3 separate regions of the Homo sapiens genome follow, and regions 1 and 3 are each linked to region 2. A link is a contact called in ENCODE Hi-C or POLR2A ChIA-PET data. All regions are on one chromosome and are shown on one strand. Each heading gives the region's core, a stretch centred on a gene start or an enhancer-like site at or near the end of the contact. The rest is flanking DNA. Distances are from core to core; before and after follow the strand shown. Region 1 holds the start of MMD (monocyte to macrophage differentiation associated). Region 2 holds the start of UTP18 (UTP18 small subunit processome component). Region 3 holds the start of COX11 (cytochrome c oxidase copper chaperone COX11).

What was found. A loop is a pair of places that touch in the nucleus more often than their neighbours do. ChIA-PET counts read pairs that join two places held with the same protein, here RNA polymerase II (POLR2A). Pooled maps may share reads with other maps.
Region 1: a loop to region 2 is called in a map of naive thymus-derived CD4-positive, alpha-beta T cell, with 19 times the contacts of the local background. The contact joins the promoter of MMD here to the promoter of UTP18 in region 2. A Hi-C loop is called at or near these places in 1 of 168 maps with a recorded cell type or tissue (naive thymus-derived CD4-positive, alpha-beta T cell), 4 of 37 single-sample maps with no recorded cell type and 11 of 50 pooled maps. POLR2A ChIA-PET finds 5 or more read pairs at or near these places in 2 of 52 experiments (OCI-LY7 and PC-3).
Region 3: a pooled map shows a loop between it and region 2 (22-fold over the local background). The contact joins the promoter of COX11 here to the promoter of UTP18 in region 2. A Hi-C loop is called at or near these places in 2 of 37 single-sample maps with no recorded cell type and 12 of 50 pooled maps. POLR2A ChIA-PET finds 5 or more read pairs at or near these places in 1 of 52 experiments (GM12878).

The regions. Positions count from the first base shown.
Region 1 is chr17:55,420,218-55,423,449 of GRCh38, forward strand. MMD (monocyte to macrophage differentiation associated) reads right to left here and starts at 1,618. Exons shown (of 7, transcript NM_012329.3): 1 at 1,453-1,618. The coding sequence starts at 1,478. RefSeq lists a silencer at 1,559-2,018.
Region 2 is chr17:51,258,802-51,262,103 of GRCh38, forward strand. UTP18 (UTP18 small subunit processome component) reads left to right here and starts at 1,745. Exons shown (of 14, transcript NM_016001.3): 1 at 1,745-2,125. The coding sequence starts at 1,784. It overlaps MBTD1 (mbt domain containing 1), which reads right to left and starts at 1,248. Exons shown (of 17, transcript NM_017643.3): 1 at 1,034-1,248; 2 at 342-405. RefSeq lists silencers at 986-1,305, 1,646-1,755, 2,106-2,295 and an enhancer at 2,766-2,815.
Region 3 is chr17:54,967,082-54,970,096 of GRCh38, forward strand. It overlaps COX11 (cytochrome c oxidase copper chaperone COX11), which reads right to left and starts at 1,573. Exons shown (of 4, transcript NM_004375.5): 1 at 1,200-1,573. The coding sequence starts at 1,565. STXBP4 (syntaxin binding protein 4) reads left to right here and starts at 1,684. Exons shown (of 18, transcript NM_178509.6): 1 at 1,684-1,734. RefSeq lists enhancers at 643-1,592, 1,442-1,501, 1,512-1,591, 1,593-2,541, 1,772-1,871 and 1 more.

The sequences.
Region 1 (3,232 bases), core at 368-2,867, 4.2 Mb after region 2:
GAGAAGTAAAACCAAATCAAACCGCATGCACAGGGCTTCACTGATCATGACTGGAGTGCATGTTACATTCTCTCTAAAAGCCCCTCCGGTCTTCATTTCTGACATCAGGTTCTAAAGTCAGAACACTACGGTTCCATTTTGCCCTTAGACACACCGGTATGAAGTTCCACTGGGGGAACAGTGCCAAGCATTCAACACCCTGACTGATAAGCAATATATTCAGAAGTCAATCCAAGTCTTCAAGCTGATCCCCTTCCTGGTGGCCCAGACCATGGCAACTCTTCTGTGCATTTGTTGCCTCCTTTACCCTTTGGGACTGGGGGAGGAATGAGATGGGTGAGAGGGCAGTGAGGGCATGGAGATTGGAAAGAAAAAAAAAATGTGTACTTTAAAATTCTGAAATAAAAGGTAGTGTCTAAAAACTCAACAACCTTCTTGGAAGATTTCATGCATTTCTTAAAATTTCCCCTGTCACTGCACCCCCAGCAAACATGCTGGTGGTGAAGGTCCGGGAATTCACACAAAGGGATGCAGTTACCATATGCCCTGGAGAGGTGAACTTTCACCCACTTAAACAGAAAAGAAAAGCCCGGAGTTCCTCTCAGAGTCATGGGCTAACCTCCATCCATTGTTAGACGGTGGAGCCCCAGAGGGGAGTAAGGCCACGGCGCCCCCCAGCCCGGCATTTCCACCAGCTCTACAGTGAATGAGCAGTCGGCCAGCCTTCCGGTGGCGCCTCCACGGTTCCTCCTCCTCGTTTCCTAACACCGGCGCCTCCACAGCAGGTCTCGCCACCCGAAAGCTAACATGCCCCTTCGCAGAGCCCAAAAATAGCACCGCCCTGGGACGTTCAGCTGGAGAACCAGCAAGGCCCCTACACGGCCAGGCAGGGCTAAGCTGGCGGAGCGTGCCTCAGTTTCCCTGTTGCTAGGGCCGTTCACAAAGCACCCAAAATGCCTAGCACCCCGCTTTACGACAAATCTCTCCGCAGGGCGCCACCCCGTTCCGCGCGCCCCGGGAGACCCCCACCCTGGAGGTAAAGGGATGGAGGCCAAAGCCAGGTCGGAGGACTCGGGGGCGGTGCCCGGGGCTGGGGTTCGGGTTCCCAGAGAGAGCCAGAGCCCAGCCTGTATGGGGGTCGGGAGGGTGAGCCCCAGGAGCAAAGGGATCCCCGGGAAGGAGGACAGGCTTGGAGTCCCGGGGCCGGGAATCCATCTGAGGTCCGCAGATCGCGAGGGGAGACCCGGGTGAGGCAGGAGCTCCCATCCTTGGAGGAAGGGGATCGCCCAGGGACAGCAGGGTGGGGAATCCCCAGGGAACTGATCCCTGGCCAAGGTGCGGGATCCACCCAGGATGAATCCAGGTGAGGAGCCGGGAGCCGTGCGCTTAACGGCGGGATTTGGGAACCCGCTTCTGACACGGGCAGCGGGACCGGGACGCCATCCCTCTCACCGCTGGAATCGATTCTTGAACCGCATTGATCCTCTGCTCCTCCTCGGGGGCCAGGAGCTCCGTCTCGTCAGCACCGGCGGCCGGGCGCGCGGCCCTCATGGGCTTGGGCTGCTCCGGAGGCCGCCTGCGTGTCCAGCGGAACCCTTCGGCCGGGTAGGGTCGGAGTGGGCCAGGCCGGGGGTCGGGACAGGGCTGGGGCCAGACCGGGCGGCTGGGGGCGGGAGGGAGGCCGCTTCAACGGCCCCAACACCTCCCGCCTCCCGCCTCCCGCCTCCCCGGCTCCTCCGCCCCGGGGCTCCTGCGCCCCGCCCCGGAGCCCGGCTCCGCCCCCGCCGGCTCTGTTCGCCTGCGTGCACCCGCGGTCGCCGGCGCGTCAGCGCGCCGGTCAGCCAATCGGCACCCCGAGCGGCGCGGCGGCTACGCTGCCATTCATTCCCGCCGGGCTCGGGCAGCGAGGCGGGGCCTCGCTGGGGAGGGGCGGGGCGAGGGGAAGGGGAGGAGCGCGGGAACGCGGCGCCCTTCTGTAAGAGACAAGTTGGAGAAGAGATCGAGGGAGGGAGAGAAGTGGTGAAGGAGGAGATGGACCAGGAAATCTTAAAAGCATTGTGAAGAAAATAGCAGCAAACAAGCAGCCCTACCTCATTCATTTTTTCTTCATCATTAATTTCTCCATCCCTCCTTTCATTTATTCCTTCATCATTTTGAGGGCCAGCTCCCGCGAGGCTATTGTGAGAGGATCCAGGGCAGAATGAAAAACCTGTCCTTGTCTGACCCTTGAGGGAGTTGAGATCTCTGAGCGTCTTCTAACTCTGAGATTCAGTGAGATCCACAAAAGGAGGAATCCTCTGCAAGGATCCTTTTATGTTATCCTCCAGTTTATTTTTTATTTTATTTTATTTTTATCCAGGCAGCTTTCAAATAAACGAGTTGACTTGAATCAGGGTCCTGTCGCTAAACCTAAACTCAGAGGGCTTCCTGGAAGAGAAGTTCAAATAAAAATGAATGAATGGGCCAGGTGCTGTGGTTCATGCCTGTAATCCCAGCACTTTGGGAAGCCAAGGTGGGCGGATCACCTGAGGTCAGGAGTTCGAGACCAGCCTGGCCAACTTGGTGAAACCTTGTCTCTACTAAAAATACAAAAATTAGCCGGGAGTGGTGGCGGGCTCCTGTAATCCCAGCTACTCGGGGGGCTGAGATGGGAGAATCACTTGAACTTGGGAGATAGAGGTTGCAGTGAGCCGAGATTGCACCACTGCATTCCAGCCTGGGTGACAGAGTGAGACTCTGTCTCTCTCTCTCTCTCTCACACACACACACATACACACAGAATGAATGAATGGGTGATTTGTCGAGCCTTTCCAGGATCACTGATGGAAGTTATATGTGTTCCCTTCCAGGTATCGTGTCCATACCCAGCCCCCAGCCTGCAGGCTAGAGACTCTGAAGTGGCATGAGGCCAGCCTGCTAGGAGTGCTCATTCGACCTACAGTAAAGCATTGGAAAGCCAGGGAATTCTGTCACCCATAATTCTAGTTCCCTTTCCTTGAACCTTCCAGAGAGGTGCTTTCCATGCTTCAATCTTCCCAAGAGCTCCTCCAGATGGGCATTATCCAACTTATTTTACAGATAAGGCTGAGGCTTATAGTGGTCAATAAACTTGCCAAAGGCAAAAGTAAGGCTCCTACCTACCTTTCGCTAACTTTAAAGACCCACCTCCTTTCAGTACGTCAGACTATCTCTCCCTGTTTTAAAGCAATACACTTCTCTAAAACAAAACAAA
Region 2 (3,302 bases), core at 495-2,994:
CTGTAGAAAAACATCTTCAGGCATGTAAGCCAGCACACTTGACACTGACCCAGCAAAGTTTTCGGCTAGCCCTCACTATCTCTCAACCCCCCTTCCTCCACTTCCCTGCTGTTCTTTCTTGGCACACAAAATATAGGCCAATGAGCAGTGGGTGGGTGAGGAGGATGTGAGAGAAAATTTGAGAAGTAAAAAAAGGAGCAACTTAACCAGGACATGAATGAGACTGAAGGGTCTAATAAGGGTAGGCAGACAACAATTAGAACTACTGAAATATGGGCTTTCCTGGGCAGTAGTGAGCTCTCAGTGCTTTTAGGGGTGTAAGCAGGGTTCAGACTACCTACCACTTGTCAGAGAGGCTGCAGAGGGGACGGCTGCTTTGGATGACCTCTAATGTCTCTTCCGACTCTGAAATGTTAGGATTCTTATTTCACAAAGGAGAACGCAATGGTCACAGAAGTCCACCGACTTGAAACCCTTTTAAATATGCAGCCTTGGAGGCTGCTTCCCAAACACCACTCCCACCTCTCCCGCACGTGCCCACCCCGCCCCCTTTCAATATTTCCACCTCCACGTGCAAACCGCCTCGCGGCACTGCCCCCAAGGCAGATAGACACCTTCCCCTGCAAAGCAACGAAACTGTGCTCCCCCTCCCCGCCAAGAAGAGAGGACTACTCCACTCTCCCACCCTGGGTGGCTAAAAAAGGAAAAGTCTCGGATCCAGCCTTTCCCCCCTAGCCAGAGCAGGGGGCGGGGGCAGGACGCAGAGAAAAACTTTCTTCTCGAATTTTTCTTCCAAAGGGTGGAGGAGATGGAGAGAACCCCAACGAGTCCAAGGCTGACGGGGTGGGGGGAGGGGAACCCCTGAATCGTTTAACGGCTGGAAGGGGGAGGGGGGCTCCGGAGGTTGAGAGGGCGTGGGATGGAGAAGCAGGCCAGGGAGCGGGGTCAGGGAGCTGCGGGGTTCCTGGGGTCGGAGAGCTGCAGGCGTCCCCCCCACCTGGCACACAAAGCGGCTGCCGCGCTCGGCTCTCACCAGATCCTTTGTGTTTTCCATCAGGGCCTCATGGGTAGGGGTTGTCCGTGCTCCCCGAGCCCGCGGCGCCCCCTCCCCGGGCTGGGGGCAGGTGCCTCTCCCCGGGACTGCGGCGACTACAGGGGGCCCCCGGCTGGGCCCAGACCGGTGGCGGGTGCAGCAGCCCCCGGATTTCCCCCCTTTAACTCGGGTGGCCCCAGGATATCAACAACATTAGCATAGCCCTCCCTCCCCAGCGCGCCTGCGCCGTGACCCGCGCCCCGATTGGCCCACTTCCCTACATACCCTCCTCTCTCGCTTCCACCGTGGGACCCTCTGCAGGCTCCGTACTCCAAGGACCGTACCAAGACGAAGGGTGGAAAGCGTATTGGGGCTTGTGTCAAGTCAAGTGGTTACAGCCAAGAGGAAAAGCAGAAGTTCCATTCAGCCGTCCCAGTGTATAGTCGGGGTTTCTTGCGCTCCTTTCAATATGTTGCAGCTGCGAAATTGTGTTGGAAAAATTTTCCACTCCAGTCACGCCGCTTCCCCCTACACCCGGAAGATTGGCCCTCCCGGAGGAACTCCCACACGGGGCGGGGCTGGGTAGGGGAGCGGGAGTTACGTAGAGGGAGGGAGTGCTGGTCACGTGGCAAGAGGCTGCGCAGGCTCCTTCCGGCCCCCGGGGCTTCGGCGGCGGCGGCCCGCGAGGGGCCTGGGCGCATGCGCAGCGAGGTTCCACGTGAGCGCCTGCGTTTCTCCTCAAACCTAACGATGCCGCCGGAGCGGAGGAGACGAATGAAACTGGACCGGAGAACCGGAGCGAAGCCGAAGCGGAAGCCCGGAATGAGGCCGGACTGGAAAGCCGGAGCGGGGCCAGGCGGGCCTCCCCAAAAGCCTGCCCCTTCATCCCAGCGGAAACCGCCGGCCCGGCCGAGCGCGGCGGCCGCTGCGATTGCAGTCGCGGCGGCGGAGGAAGAGAGACGGCTCCGGCAGCGGAACCGCCTGAGGCTGGAGGAGGACAAACCGGCCGTGGAGCGGTGCTTGGAGGAGCTGGTCTTCGGCGACGTCGAGAACGACGAGGACGCGTTGCTGCGGCGTCTGCGAGGCCCGAGGGTGAGGGAGGCCGCGGCGCGCGGGCTGGGCGCACTCGGGCGGGGCGCGCGGTGGGCGGTGAAGCTCCGGGGGGCGGAGCCTGGGCGACCTGCGGCGGCGGGGAGCGCTCAGGTGGGAGGGAGCCCGAGAACGCGGGCGCGGAGGGTCGCAGCTGCGGGTCCCTCGCCTCCCTGCTCCAGACTGAAAGTGCCTGGAGGGCGGGGACCGCGTCTTTCTCCGCCCCTGGAGGCGCCGCTGCTCGGGTATCTGCTTTGCGAACTGTGGTCGTGAGCATCTTTCGCTGCTGCTCGACTCCGCTAGCCTCTTCCCAAACTGAGGGTGGTCTTTTGATCACCTGCCTCAGTTCCTTGTGATTCAGGAATTCGATTTCGTTGATGGAATCAATTCGTGGGCACGGGCCTGGGCATCTCCGTTGTAACTATGTCCCCATGTGACTATGAGACCCACCATGTTTTGAGAATGATCGTGTATTCCGTTCATTTAGCAAATATTGGTGAACCTGTTAGTTGCCAGATACCCTTTCTGGCAATGGCAAACCCTGCGTGATTGATCATACTTTTTGCACACATTTTGCTATCCCTTTAAATTCTATACCAGGCTTTTCTTGAGAGAGTCCCGGACATTGTTCTAGGCACTGGAGGAGACACAGCAATGGACAAAACTGACAAAAATCCCTGCCTTTTGGCGCTTGTGTGCTAGTGGCAGAGACAAGATAGAGGAGATAAACGAGTAAACTTCAGGTTTGTTGGTGACAAGTGCTGAAGAGAAAAAAGGACATTCGGGAAAGGGAGATGGGCGTGTGTAGAGGCCTGTGAAATTTTAGATAAAGGGGGCAGAGGAAAGCTCACCGAGAATTACCCAGGCCATGTTTATTACACAAATGCTGACCTAGTTAATGTCAGCTGCTTACCAGAGCCGCCTTCGGGTGCTTGTAGGAGAAGTGGCAGCAATCTTTTTGGGAAGTACAGAACTATTACTGGAAACATGCTGAACTGTGCGACGGTTTTGTCGTCTGGAAAAGGAACAGTGTACGGAGGTGGGAGCTGTTGGGTTTGAAGGCTATTAGACTAGTAGTAGAGCAAGTAGAAACCACTTGGACATTTCTATCATTGGTTTTGGGAAGCTCAAACTCACTTCAAGGGATATTCTGTGGTCTAGGTTTAGATTTTTTTTTTTT
Region 3 (3,015 bases), core at 323-2,822, 3.7 Mb after region 2:
TGAACTCCAGCTAAGAATACCAGTCATGGTGTTAAAAAAACAATTCCCAAACTTTCCTGCACGCTGGAATCACCTAAAACATACTTGACAATTACTGATGCCTGGTTCCCACTGTGGCCTTGTGATAAAATGGGTAATGTGTGTGGATTTTTAGAAGCTGTCCAGGTGATTCCCAATGTTGCTGTACAATGAATTTTGGGAGCCACTATCTTAAACACTTACTGAATCACTTGTGGCATGATTTTTAAACCGAAATTCCTGTCCCTACCCTAGACTTCCTAACCAGAATCTCTGGGGTAGGGGATCCCTGGAACGTGTATTTAACGTTAAGCTCCATAGGTGATCCTAATGGCCAGCCAAAGCTGCAAATTATTAGCTAAGAACAAAGGAGAAATCTCTAAAATACGTGAAACTTGTCTTTGCCTGTGGTTCTCAAAACTTGCCCTCAAAATCAACTACAGGACTTAACTAAAATATAGAGTGCTGGTCCCACTCCCCTTCTTCTCCCCGCCCCACCCCCCCACCCCGTGTTTCTGACTCAGTCCTGGAGTCGGGCCCTAGAATTTGCACTTTTAACAGGTTCCCGGGTGATGCTGATGCTGCCGGTCCTGGGCGCCACACTCCCAGAACCGTTGCAATGTACTTAACAGTTTCCAGGTTAAGTACATTACAGTTATATATTAACAGGGGTGGGGCGAGAGAGCCTCAAAGGCCTAATTCATGCCTCTTTGTACGGAGGAACTGCTAATCCCAGTTTAAGCCCAAGAAACACGAGTAGTCCAATTTCCAGAGTTACCCTTGGCACATAAACCACATGTGGTTTGCAGAGTGAATGTATGAATAATACATTTTAAAAGCGTGTGTGCGCAGGAGGGTAAGGCAGACTGCTAGATACCCGGTTAGAGGCTGCGGACCTTTTTTTTTTTTTTTGGCGAGGTGCAGTTCATAGATCAGGGGTTTCACTCTGCAGCATGGTATAAGCACAATCACTAAGAACTGGATGCTACTTGCAGTTTTGTCACCAATTTCTTTGGTGACTTTGGGTGTTAAGTGACTGTTTTGAACCTCTCTCCTCTTAGGTAGATAATATCGGAAACCTCTTCCACCTACGACCCGCAGAGCGAGGGCTTGTCCCGGGATTTGTCTTGCACCCCCACCTCTCGCGTCTGCGCCACCCTGCGGGCGGCGCCGGCCCCTACCTGGCAATAGAGCCGATAAAGGGGTACGGCAGCGTAGGACGCCCCCAGCATGCCCACGGCGACAGCGGCCACGTAAGTGAGGGTCGTCTTGTTCTGCCGCCGCCGCTCCTCCTCCTGCGCGCGTGTGAAAGGGTTCGAGCTCTTAGGCCGCCGCGGCGGCTGCAATGCTGGATGCCGGGCTCGAAGGCTGCAGCGCTTCCATGTCCCAAGCCACCTCAGTCCTCTCTCGGCACCTCCTGTCCCACTCCACTCTGGCCTAAGAAACGGCTCTACCCTCTCTGCAGCCCTGGTTGGAGACCCAGGGTGGATCCAGCGCCAGCCACAGAAAGGAACGCACCTCCATCCAGGACGCCAGAGCCCTCCCATAACCCTCTGAACTAACACCCACCCGCCTCTCAGGGACGAGAGGTCAAATCTCGCGAGGCGTGCTCCGTCTCGCGAGATCTGGGTTGAGCCTGCCGCTGCCTTGGCTACCAGGCTCCTCAGGTGGCAGCGCTTGCAGTCGGGCTACGGAGGCCGGGTTGCCAGATTACGGGTAAGTTTGCGTTTTGCTTTGTGACTGTTACTCCCACTTCGCTTCTCGCCAGAACGTCTCTTAACATTTAGGAAAATGCGTTTCGCCCGTCCGCGTGCAAGCTTGCCATCACTTGGGGTTGCGCCTGTGATCTTTATTTAAACTCCACCAGCCTTTGTCTCGACCCGGCAGCCCCGGCGACGCTCTCCCGCGGTCTTTTCTCCTGGGGTCCCTTGGCCGCTGGCTCCTGTGCTCACTGCCCTGGACTTAGTTCAAGTATCACCTCTCTCAGGAAGCCTTGCTGTGTTAACCGCAGCCCTCATGGGCACCCACGACACCTGCATTTTCTCAGCCCGTGGGCAGTCGGCTTCCCCTGCTCTGATGCCCCTTACAACTTGCCCAGTGGAAAGCACCACAGCTGGAGCAGGAGGGAGGCTGTCACGCTGAAGTTTGTTCTGGAGAGAGTGACCAGGATAGGAGGGCCATTTAAGGAGAGACTGAAAGAAACGAACCCCGTGGGAGGATGTAATAGCTTTCTTCAGTTGTCCCACAGGACGAACTCGAGGGGGGCAGACAGCATAGCGGATTTTACTGTGTTAGAAGGAAGCATCTTTCTAGAAACTATAAAATAGCAGTTAAGAGCTCAGGTTCTGAGGTTAGGGGGTTCTGGATTTTTACCCGGGTCCTCACCATGGCCCTGTGCCCTTAGGTCAGTTACTTGTCCTCTAAGACCTGGTGTCCTTACTTGTAAAATGGAAATCAGAACAGTAAATGAATAATATTCATATAACGTCTTTCATGATGACTGAGGCATAGTAAGAATGTAGTTAAAAGTTAGGCTGTATTTCTACTTGCTACGTGGCCATTTCTAATGGCCAGAGCAGGTATAATTATCCCCACTATGTGGATGAGGAACTTGGAGGCCTGAGAAATTTTAACTAGTCATTCGACATTTTATTTATTTATTGCCCTCTCAACTGTGGGCCTGACACCAATCGACCTGCTGGCACTATAGCACAGAACAAGTCGGGAGATCACTTCAGTGATGGAGTGTCCTTTCTGCTGAGGGACTCAGAAAATAATCAAGTAACAGTTACCGAAATAAGGGAATTTCAGATAACAATCAGTGCAGTGAAGACAATGTAATAACATAGTATGATTGACAGTCATGAGAAGCGGTAGTAAAGTAAGGACGTTTTGAAGAGGTGACATTTGAGTTTAGATCTGAACGATGATAAGGAGCTACCTACTCAATAACAATTCCAGGCCAAGCAAAGGCCCAGGGGAAGGAAAGAGATAGAA